Regions from separate parts of the Homo sapiens genome. Here region 2 is linked to region 1. Evidence: chromatin loops called from intact Hi-C (ENCODE). Cell type or tissue: A673. All regions are shown on one strand. Links, peaks and the distances in the headings refer to the core of each region. The heading gives the core; the rest is flanking DNA. Region 1 has its middle 6.4 kb from the start of NDST4. Region 2 has its middle 520 kb from the start of MIR1973.

Region 1 (5,401 bases), core at 182-5,181:
CTGCCTCTTTGCCTCTATATTCCCAAAGAATAGCATTCTCTATTGACAGTCACTTTGTGAAATAATAATGGTGTTCTGCTTAGATTATTAAAATAGCTAAATGAAAAATTAGGGAAAAGTTCCAATTATTATACCATGGAAATGACTTGATCTTTTTTTATATTCAGTACTGTATAAATACATAATGAATCTAGATTCATTTTTTAAAATTCAGTTCATGACTCTTTATATGCATTTACATTAGTAGATTTAGGTCAGCATTTCAAAATGTTTATAGAATGGAATGGAATGGAACAAAAAAGAAAATCAAATGCACTGCACACAGTCAACTAAGAAGTAAGAATTGTTTTCTGAAATTCTTGTTTAGTGTCTCTGTGTTGTGGGTCACAAAAATTTCACAACCAGTGATCTAGATTGTGATATCTTAGCACCGGTCTGAGAAATTCTCTGATCCACCTCTTTCTTCAAACCAGAAAAAGAAATTGTATAATTTAAATAAAAATGAACAGAAAATAAAATCTCACAAGTTTCCCTCATTTTAATTCTCCCCTTAGCATATGCCAATGACTATGAACTATGATTCCCTGTGCTGCCTAGTATTTCTAAAGCCTAATTAAATCTTTCCTTCTCTACTATTCTTTAGAACAGATCTTGGTATAGATAAGCATTTGTATAAAACATATTCATGGAGAAGATATCAGAATTTCAATGCTACCAAATTATTGGTAACTTGCCATATAGAAAGGTTAAAAGCATAACTCTTGTTTTATCTATATATTACCAAGTGGATTATAAAGCACAGGGTTTTGAATGGCCACCTGAAAGGCCACTCTGCTTACAGAGTAATGAAAAGGGGCATTCTCCAGGGACGTTCATTCAGACGACTGTTTGGTATAGTGGAAAGACCACAGGGCTAAGGATTAGTGAGTCCTGTTGCTGATCCCAGGTTTGCTACTTGTGTCTCAGTGTTCTAACCTATACAATGCAGATATAATACCACAATAACTAATAATAGGATCATTGTGACCCTCAAATCAAATAATCTATGAGAACATCTTTTGAAAACTCTGAAGATTTTAAAAATGAGTTGAAGATTACATAATGTTAGTATTGAATGTATTATGAAAGCAAGTAAATTGGAACAAACCTCTACTATCAACTGTGACTCAGAGTATCAGGTTCAACAAATAGCCTTTTTCCCTTAATCATCCTAACAGTGGTCATGAAGGGTCAGGCCAAATAGTGCTTTATGCTGGAGGAATAACTCCTTTCAAAGTAATCTGGAAATTTGAGATAGGGATTTCAAGAAACCAGATTGTTCTAAATGTACCTCTTGTTTAACTGCAAACACACACAAGAATTGCTTGATTACCATAGTTACTTTGGCAGATTAAAGAATATTAATTATTTAGACTTGAGAAGTTGTACTTGACAAGTAATTAACGTTATTTTAAAGATTCACATAATTTAATTTGAACTAAACAGTTTACTCTAGTTTGATTTAATATTCAGGTACAAATTGGATGTCCTAAATAAAAGGACTAGATTTATATTTCTTATGACTAAATCTGGCTTATAGTCGTATTAATTTTCATTTATTTACATTAGCCTTAAAATAATTTTTATAGGATATAATCATAATGATCTTGTATAGGACATCTCATAACGAGGGAACTGAGGAGACTCATCTCTCTGAAGGTAGAATTGCATCTGTGGCATAGCAGACAGGTAGAATGTTATAGTATGCTTCATAATTCCATGTATTCCATATCACTATGTGTATTAAAATCTGTAGATAATTGAATGTTTAAGATAATAGTATGTTTTAATGATACTACAGAATGCACAATGTCTTTTCTTTCAGTATATGCTAAATGCAAATTAGCAGTTATTACAAAGGTCATTCAAGAGCAAATGTTTCAAGTTCTAATATACTTAACATCTTTGAGAGGAAGGGTTTTACAGTGAAGCAATCTATTTTTGAGTTACAAGAGGGGAAGGTAAAGGAGTATATTTAAATAAGGAAGGTAGATGAGTGCAAGATGATTTTATAATAGAAATAAATTTGAGAGATATAGCTAAGTATAATTTTGCATTCTCCATGGCCCAGCCCTATTCTATGGTTAGATCCTTAGAGTTATATTTGAATCATTGATAAGACTTCGATTTTACAAAATTTGCCGCACTTTATATGTTACCTGTAGTTTACCTTTACTTTCCAGGCACTGAAGAAGGCACTACCTTATTAATATTTCAAATAAACTAAATGGTATTGTGTATATATATGTACATGTGTGTATTATAGATGTAAGTTATATAGGAGAATTCAATCTGCTATCTGAGATCTGAGATGCAGTGATTAAATCAAATTAAAGGTGAAACTGGAGGCTATTCACTCAAGTAATCTACCAGTAAGTGATACCAAATTAATTTTCTTTGCCTTTGATGAGACTCTGTGTTATGTTTTTGTGTGCATCAGTTTATATATTAGAGTTTGAGGGGAAGTGGAGCTCCAAATTTATGGTAACAGCAGTTTTCTTTAAAGCATATCAACAGAGATGAATTGGCAGAGTCTTCATTCACCATCTTTTATACAATATTGCCCTCTATGGGAATATTGTAAAATATTGAATATTTTAGCAGGGTGATAAGTATATTCTTTCATACACTCCTGTGTTCATCACATGATTTTTCTTTCCTCTTAATTTAATTACTTTGCTCTTTCCCACCCTCTAACAGGTATAAACAGCTGAGCTGACAAAAAAATTCATCATTGTTTTATTATATAGTAGGTTTAGAGTATCAGAATTCATTTTACTTTATTTATTTTACATTATATTTAATTATTTGTTTGGTTTTCTTTTGTAAAATATCTCTGTTTTCGGAGTACTATATTTTCATTTACTTCATATCATCTCATTTATGATAATTCCTTTTCAGAAAAGGGAAACACCAATTAAAGTTCTAAAATAAAATTATACTTAATATGGAAGACAAACAAATCATTTTACATAAAGGAATATTTAGAATTTACAGTGCCATTCTTCTGATTCTATAAATGCAAACCAAATTACAGTAATGTATAAAATATTTTCAATTCTTTAAAATATATGACAATATTTTTACTAAAATATTTTTATTCATGAATAATATTAGGAAGATTAAATGACATGGATTCTAAAAAGGAAAACTAATCTGGGTCTTCTTATCCATGGGGAAAATTGCTTTATAATGTATCTTTGCATCTTCCTTTTGAAATGAATTGTTGCTTCTATTTGTGACATACAGAACTGGTGCAACAGTTTCATTGAAAATATATTTGTAGGGGAAATGTTAATTTCTGGTTCCCTATTTTCTAGCTTTGGGTTGCCATCATTCGTTCATTCATTCATAAATTTATTTTTTTAAATGTCAGTAACTATGCCATGGCACTGCTCCAAGTATTAAGGATATAAGCCTCAAACAAACAAACAAAAACAAAAGAGATTATCTCTGTCCTCAAAGAATAAAGACTTCATTGCTAGCATTATGTGTGTGCCTACAAATCAGGCAACAATAGCAATATAATGCTGTGTACCCCATTGCTAGCTGGTTACAGAGGGCAACACTGGGTTTACAGGTCTTGGAATACAGCATGACTTAGAATTCACAAGTATTGCTTCTCAAGCTTAAGGAAACTTTCAGCCATTGTTGACTTGCTTTAGAACATCTCATGTTCTTATACCACTTCCTCACAACTTACCATCTCAACATGGTCCCCCAACACACACACACACACACACACACACGGCTTAAACCAAATAGGAGAAAGAGTGACAGCATCCAGTGAATTACCCCAGAGTGACGATAATTTACAGTGAGGCACTGAAGCTAACAGGACAGAAACTGATTTGCTAAGGCTTAGTAAAAAATTAAGATTTCCCATGCTGATCAGAGCATTAGCCAAATAGTTCATAAATGAGATGTCTTTCCCTGAAGGACTGGAGCAGGCGGAAAACAAATGATATTGGGATATTTAAAATACAAAAAATTTGGTAACAGATGAAAGAAAATATCCTATATGACAAAAAGAATTTTATCAAACTTATCACTGTGATGCTATGATTCTGGTCTGCAAGTAGCTTTCTCACTTTGAACATTTAGGACTTCAAATTAGAGAATGTAAAATGACTTGTAAGGCGTAAGTCAAAAGGAAATCACCATCAAACCCTAATAAAATTTGGCAAATGAAAATTCCAAAGAAAAGAGAAACAAAGAAAGAAACAAACTGAAACTACCTATCCTAGATAAAACTTATACAACCCCTATAAGGTATTTAAAGATCCTACTCTGATGAGACACTCCCGCTGGAGTTGGGGCCCAATTAATGCGCTTTATGAACTCTCCTCACCTTTGTGTACCCTCTAAAAGAGAAACTAACTGAAAATTCTCATAGCAAAGATCAGACCATGGAAAAATCATAAATTTAATTTTTACTGTCCTCCCCCACCTCACCCTGGGTCTCTCACTTGAGTGCTAACATTTTAGTGACAACAAAATTTCTTATGATGCAATGGTGTTTTGGCCAACAACTGCTATTTATTAAAAATCATGTTCCTTTAAGTAGTTGTCTGCCAAACTGGAATTGGACTGTTTAGTCTGTTTGTTCCCTCACTTGGCCTTTCAAGTTTTGCATCTTCAAAGGATTTATTTGAAGCATTAACATGCTGATTTCTCTCTTGCTACAACAATGCACTAGAGTGATACTGGCAAAAAGATTCTTTCTTCCAACCTGCTCTTCCTATTTTTTTCCCTTTTTCTAATAACTTGCTAACAAGAGATCCAGATGTGTAATAAGATAACATCTAAGTCTGTGACTGGGGTGTTTGTTATCCACGTAATGCTATTTGGCACTTACGATTTTTTTATCATGTATTATGATACCATTGAAGCAAAAGTGACTTTATGCAACTTCTTTCTCACATAAGTTCTTATCCTAACAATTGCTAGCAGAAGATTTTTTTCTCTTAATAAAAAGTTTTTGTATTAGTCACTCACAGCCCAATTAGAGGCTTCCCCTGCTCCCTGAAGGCATAAACTTTGAACGTAGAAGTTTCTTTTATTCATGCTTTTTCTTTTAAAAAAGAGTTATAGCCTTTCGTGTTGGTACAACAGGATAGTTGCTCATGTTAAAAAATAAAATTAAAAGAAAAGGATATAGACAGAAAGTGGTAGTGTGGTAATAGAATCTTGTATTTATAAGTTTTAGTAGTGAAGACTGTAAATTAAACTAAACGCATTCAATCAAAATTGTGAGAACTATAAATTTATTTGGTTGTGCTCATTCAAAATTATTTTTGCTCTAAAAGTAACAAAAAAGATGAAACTTGAAATGAATAAAAATGTACATTTAAAGATCTAA
Region 2 (5,401 bases), core at 114-5,113, 660 kb before region 1:
CTTTCTTCTCAATGAAAATATCAGATCAATCCTGCTCTGTCTTCTTAAAACTAACACTACTCCCTTGAGACAGATACAATTCTGGTTGTATGACTATATTTCCATACCCTTCTTATCTATTCATTTCTTTAAAACCTCACTTCAGTGAAAAGTTTGGAATTTGACCTAATCTTGCTTTTCAATCGCATGACCTACTATTATCTAGAATGACTCAAATAGCAGCAAAGACAATCTACACAGTATCAAATCCACTTCATTTCCTTTCTTTCTGAACTCCAAAAATCTTCCCAAGTAGAACTCCCTACAAACTCACTTATTCATGTCCTGAATTTGGATATAGGGTTTCCCACTCTCAAACTTAATATTTTATCCTTTTTGGTTTCTTACTCAGATAGAAAACAACTGTTGTGACTTCAACAATATCTCAATACAGTTCAGGCATCTACCTTGTGCATTCTAATCATCCCTTCCTCTCCTCACTCTCCTTGTAAAGCTCAGTTACAAGTTCCACGTTTTAAACACCTTCCCTTACTAACATCTGTTATGCCTTGAATTCAGTAGTTTATAAATCATTTGCATAAGGATCATATGTAAAATTGCAGAACTGAATGAAAATAGAAAAATAGATTTGAGATAGGCAGGCTATCTTGTTTTCTCTTTTAATGTGGTTTGGAGAAAAAGAACAAAAGCCTCTACTTAAGCTGTGGCTGACCTAACTTCCAGCCAATCACCAACAAAAGACTCAAGAAGCCACTAACCACAAGTTCCTCCTTTCAGGGGGCTGCGGACTTCCTCAGGGACCCTTTTATGTGCAGTTAGATTCATATTTCAAATTATAATTAGGCCTTCCTCATTTTAATGCTAAAAATTATGCCACAAGATGAAGATTTAAAACGCTAATGATACACGCAATGTATGTAGAAGCAAACTGAGCCACTGCGTAAATGCTAGAAAAAGCCTTCCTATACATGCCCTGACATCATCCGTCCCCATAGGAGAGCCCCGTAAAATTGAATCCCGCACAGCTTTCAGGAAGCAGCCCCAATTGTTCCCTTTTTTTTGTGCTGGCTCCCTTGTGCACAAGTTAAATAAACTTTCTTCTCGTTGCTACGTCTCGCAATCTCTCTTATTTATATCCTGGAAGATTACAAGAACCTAGGGCACTGGCAAAAAGTTGAAACTATCTTGAGTTACCTCCTGCAGTTATCTCAATCAACATGGCTTACAAGTAGAGCTAGATGCTCTAATAGTTAATATGCAAAATTTTATACCTGAATCTGTCCAGGTTTAAAAAACTCTGAACAAGTTTGTGAAAATTTTGATTTGTACATTTTATAGAATACACAGCATACACAAATGCAGTCTCTGAAAACAGGTAAATCAAGAAAAAAGATAGATAAGTTCATAAAAGTAATTAATAGGTTATGATCACTCCACTCCTCTGTCTTTCCACCATGGTCCCAGAGAAGTTTTTTTTTTTTTTTTTTTTTCCTCACAAAAAAATGGTATTCTTCTTCAGGGAAAACATGTTTGCAAACTATTGACTGAACTTTATTGCACTGCTTTATTATTAAGCCTGTTGTTGTTTTAATACTAAGGGAGAGAGTTGGTCTCATAACATTACTCAACTTGAAAGGAAGTGCTAATCACAGCAACCAACTAGTACAGCTTCACAGAAGGCTTAAAATTTTAGTAAGTGCTTTTACTCAACAACAATGTACACCAGAGAAAAGAAAGTCCTTAGTGGTCCTTCTATGCAAAACCCATATCTGAAGTAGGAACTTATTTTAGAGTTACTCAGAAGAGATTTGAGCTTAATAAATATTGTCACAACTGATTTATTCTACTTAGCTAATTCATGTCACTAAATTATTGATATAGAAAAGTCTTACTAATGAGTAAAAACATTATCTCTGAATTATTGTGTATTTTAACCCCAAATGTTATCACTATCTCAAAATATAACTGAAATATAAGTTTCAGTTTCCTTGTACTATTTCAGTTTCCTATTTATTAATGAGCTGCAGGACATTTTTAAATTTGAGAATGCTTAGCTTGCGATAATATGAAAAATATGACATATAATATGCAAATCCAGACAAACATGCACAAAATGTGCTCGATAATTTCATTCAAAAGAAACTAGAGATAAAATATAATAGCTTATTTCTCAAAAGAACAATTAGAGAATAAATACAGATTAAAATCCACACACTAACATCCCAGGGACTAAAACTATAGATGGCAGTGTAGTTCTGCCAAGAGCGTGGGTGTTTACATTACGTTGAAATTCATTTCCTGTTGATGGATTTAAGAAAATTATTATATCAGTTAATAAAACTTCTGTTAAATAGGGTCAAAAAAGAATGATTTATGCATAATACTCAGCATACCCAGAGTATTATTTAGAATCTCTTTTCACATCAATGAATTCAAAGAAATTTTATGTGTCATTATTAATTTATTTACCATTGTGCTTCTCATCAATTTATCCTGGTTAACATAATGCCCTAAAGGGAAATATAATAGGATATATATTTCATGCAGTTAGGAATACCATATAGTGTAAAAACTATGTTTAAAATATAACAGAGTACACTGGGTATGATGGTGCGTGAGTGTAATCCCAGCTCTTGGGAAGGCTGAAGCAGTAGGCTCCCTGGAGCCCAATATTTCAAGACCAGCCTGGGACAGAGTGAGACCCCATCTCTAAAATATTATATATATAAAAATTGTATATATACATAATTATAATTAAGTAGGAAACATTAAATTAGATATATCTTTATTTTTAAATAGTATCTTTATTTTATAAATATATAAATAATACACATACATATAAATACATATGTACACACACATACATAAAGACACATAAACTCATTTAAAAATATAGGTGATATGTCTAATTTAATAATAATTTAAAAATATCTTAAATATTTTAAGACTTCTGAGGAATAATTATTATAAAAGAGTGAATTTTACCTCCAAATATCTAAAGTAGAAAGTTCTTTACGTTAAAGAAAAGTATTGAAGTTTTTGTTTTGCTTCATCTCTCTCTTTCTGTCATTATTGTCCTAATATACAGAAACCAATGTGAAAGTAAAATAAAATAACAAATTTGTTACTCAATATGATTGATTTTGTTTTATGAATAGCCTGAAGTAAACACTATTATGAAGAAATTGGCCTTGGACGTTATAATTTCAATGAAGTAAACATTCCTGATTTACATTCTCTTAATATGAAAACGACAATCCATAGGAAAAAAATAAGATATATCTTCAGCCTTGTAAGCTTTGTTTTTAAAGTGACAGTGTACCAAGATTTTCTGTCACTAAATAATTCAGACACTTTTGTGTGTCTGAATTGAGAAACCTATTTCTTGGCTTAATATTCATATTTACATTATTAACCAATGCTTAGCCCTGAAAAAAAAAACAGATAGGCATTTCCAAATAATCTAGTTGAAAGCTTTATCTCATTGGTACTCTCAGTCCACTCAAAAGTATAACATAAAATGTAAAATTACAGAGTTGTAAGAATCAGAAGCAAGTACTCACCTGGACTACCCTAAGATTTTCATTTCTCTATGTCCATCCAAAAGAGCATAGCTCTTAAAAAATAATGCAACTGCAAAATATGATTTAAAATATCTCCAAATATGCCCAGTTGCCTTTGACAAAGCTTTAAAAATTGTTTTGTACATAGAATATCAGAGCAACACATGCTGAAAGACATGGTTCTTCATGCATCACATAAAACAAAAACTTTAAACTCTATCTGAGATCAATTTACTTGAGGATAGTACAAATCATTAGAAGCATAGATGGTCGAGAATGAATTCCAAAGATTCCAATAGATATAATCATATCAGCTGTGGAAAACTGAAGTAAAAGTTGAACCGATAAGCCTGAATATTGTTCTATGAGTTTTGAAAATGCAAGTGATATGGAGGATAAACTGGAAAAGATGAAAATGATGGCCAGGGGCTCATTTTGTCATAAGGATAGTTTTGGCAATCTTGATTGCCAAAATAAGAAAATAGGAAGTGAGTAGATAGGGTGGTTTACACAGGAGTGTGTGGCAGAATAATTGAATGGGCTAAAGACAAGCAGAAAGGAAAACGTAAAAATGACAGTTAATATATAACTCTTCATACTTATAGGGTTCTTATAATATTTTGATACATGCATACAATGTTAATAATCAAAACAGGGTAATTAGAATATCCATTGCCTCAAACATTTATTATTTCTTTGTGTTCTCATTCTAAATCTTCTAGCTATCTTTAAAATCTACTATAATTGCTGTTAACTATTGTCACCCTACTGTGCTATGGAACACTAGAATTTATTCTTTCCATCTAACTGTATATTTTTTACACACTAACCCACCTCTCTCTATCTTCCCCTTTCTCATATCCTTTTCAACATCTGGTAACTATCATTCTACTCTCCGACGCCTTGAAAGAAACTTTTTAAGCTCCCTCATATGAGTTAGTACATGTAATATTTGTTTTTCTGTGCCTGAATTATTTCACTTAACATAATGTCCTCCAGGCTCATCCATGTTGATGCAAAGAACAGAATTTTGTTTTTTTATAGCTAAATAATATTGCAGTGTGTATATATACAACATTTTTGTACCTATCTGTTGAAGGATACTTACGTTGATTCCATATTTTGGCTACTATGAATAGTGCTGCAACGAACATAAGAATGCAGATATTTCTTTGACAAAGTTATTTTATTTCTTTTGCATTTATTCCCAACAGTAGAATTTCTGGATCATATGACATTTTAATTTAAGTTTGTTGAGGAGTACTCCAAACTATTTTCCAAAAAGACTTAAATGTAAGTCCTTAAACTATGAAACTACTGGAAGAAAACTTTGAGGAAACACTTCAAGACATTGGTCTGCACAAACATTCTTTGTGGTAAGACCTCAAAAGCCCAAGCCACAAAAGCAAACATAGACAAATAGGATTAGATTAAACCAAAAACCTTCTGCACAGTGAAGGAAACAATAAAGAGAGTAAAAAGCAACCTACAGAATGGGAGAAAATATTTGCAGATTACATATCTAACAAGGTACTAATAACCAGAATATATAAAAAACTCAACACAAAAGAATAATCTAAAACCATGGGCAAATGATCTGAATAAAAAATTCTCAAAAAATATATGGACAAATGGCCAAGAGGTATATAAAATATCCTCAACATTACTGTTTGTCAAGGAAATGAATATCAAAACTGCAATGAGATATCGCCTCAACCCAGTTAAAATGGTTGTTATCAAAAAGAAAAAAAATAGCCAATACTGGCAAGGATGCAAAAAATAGGGAAAATGCGTTTAAAAACATAGTGAGTCATATATTACTTTGCTTGGGTTGCCAT

The links. Hi-C counts contacts between places; a loop is a spot of excess contacts. Peaks named below come from ENCODE experiments on the same cell type or tissue, not always from the same donor. Only the 100,000 strongest peaks of a DNase experiment are listed, where the experiment ranks them.
Region 2: a loop joins it to region 1, with 4 times the contacts of the local background. A loop is called at or near these places in 1 of 110 quality-filtered maps.

The regions. Positions count from the first base shown.
Region 1 is chr4:115,117,348-115,122,748 of GRCh38, reverse strand. No RefSeq gene overlaps it. Among named protein-coding and RNA genes, the nearest start is that of NDST4, 6.4 kb to the right of the region's middle. In A673, for the core only: a CTCF peak has its summit at 2,612; DNase peaks (open chromatin) are centred at 2,588, 3,768 and 4,968; H3K4me3 peaks cover 1,611 bases; H3K27ac peaks cover 3,005 bases.
Region 2 is chr4:115,777,321-115,782,721 of GRCh38, reverse strand. No RefSeq gene overlaps it. Among named protein-coding and RNA genes, the nearest start is that of MIR1973, 520 kb to the left of the region's middle. In A673, for the core only: a CTCF peak has its summit at 2,237; DNase peaks (open chromatin) are centred at 1,031 and 2,271; H3K27ac peaks cover 2,062 bases.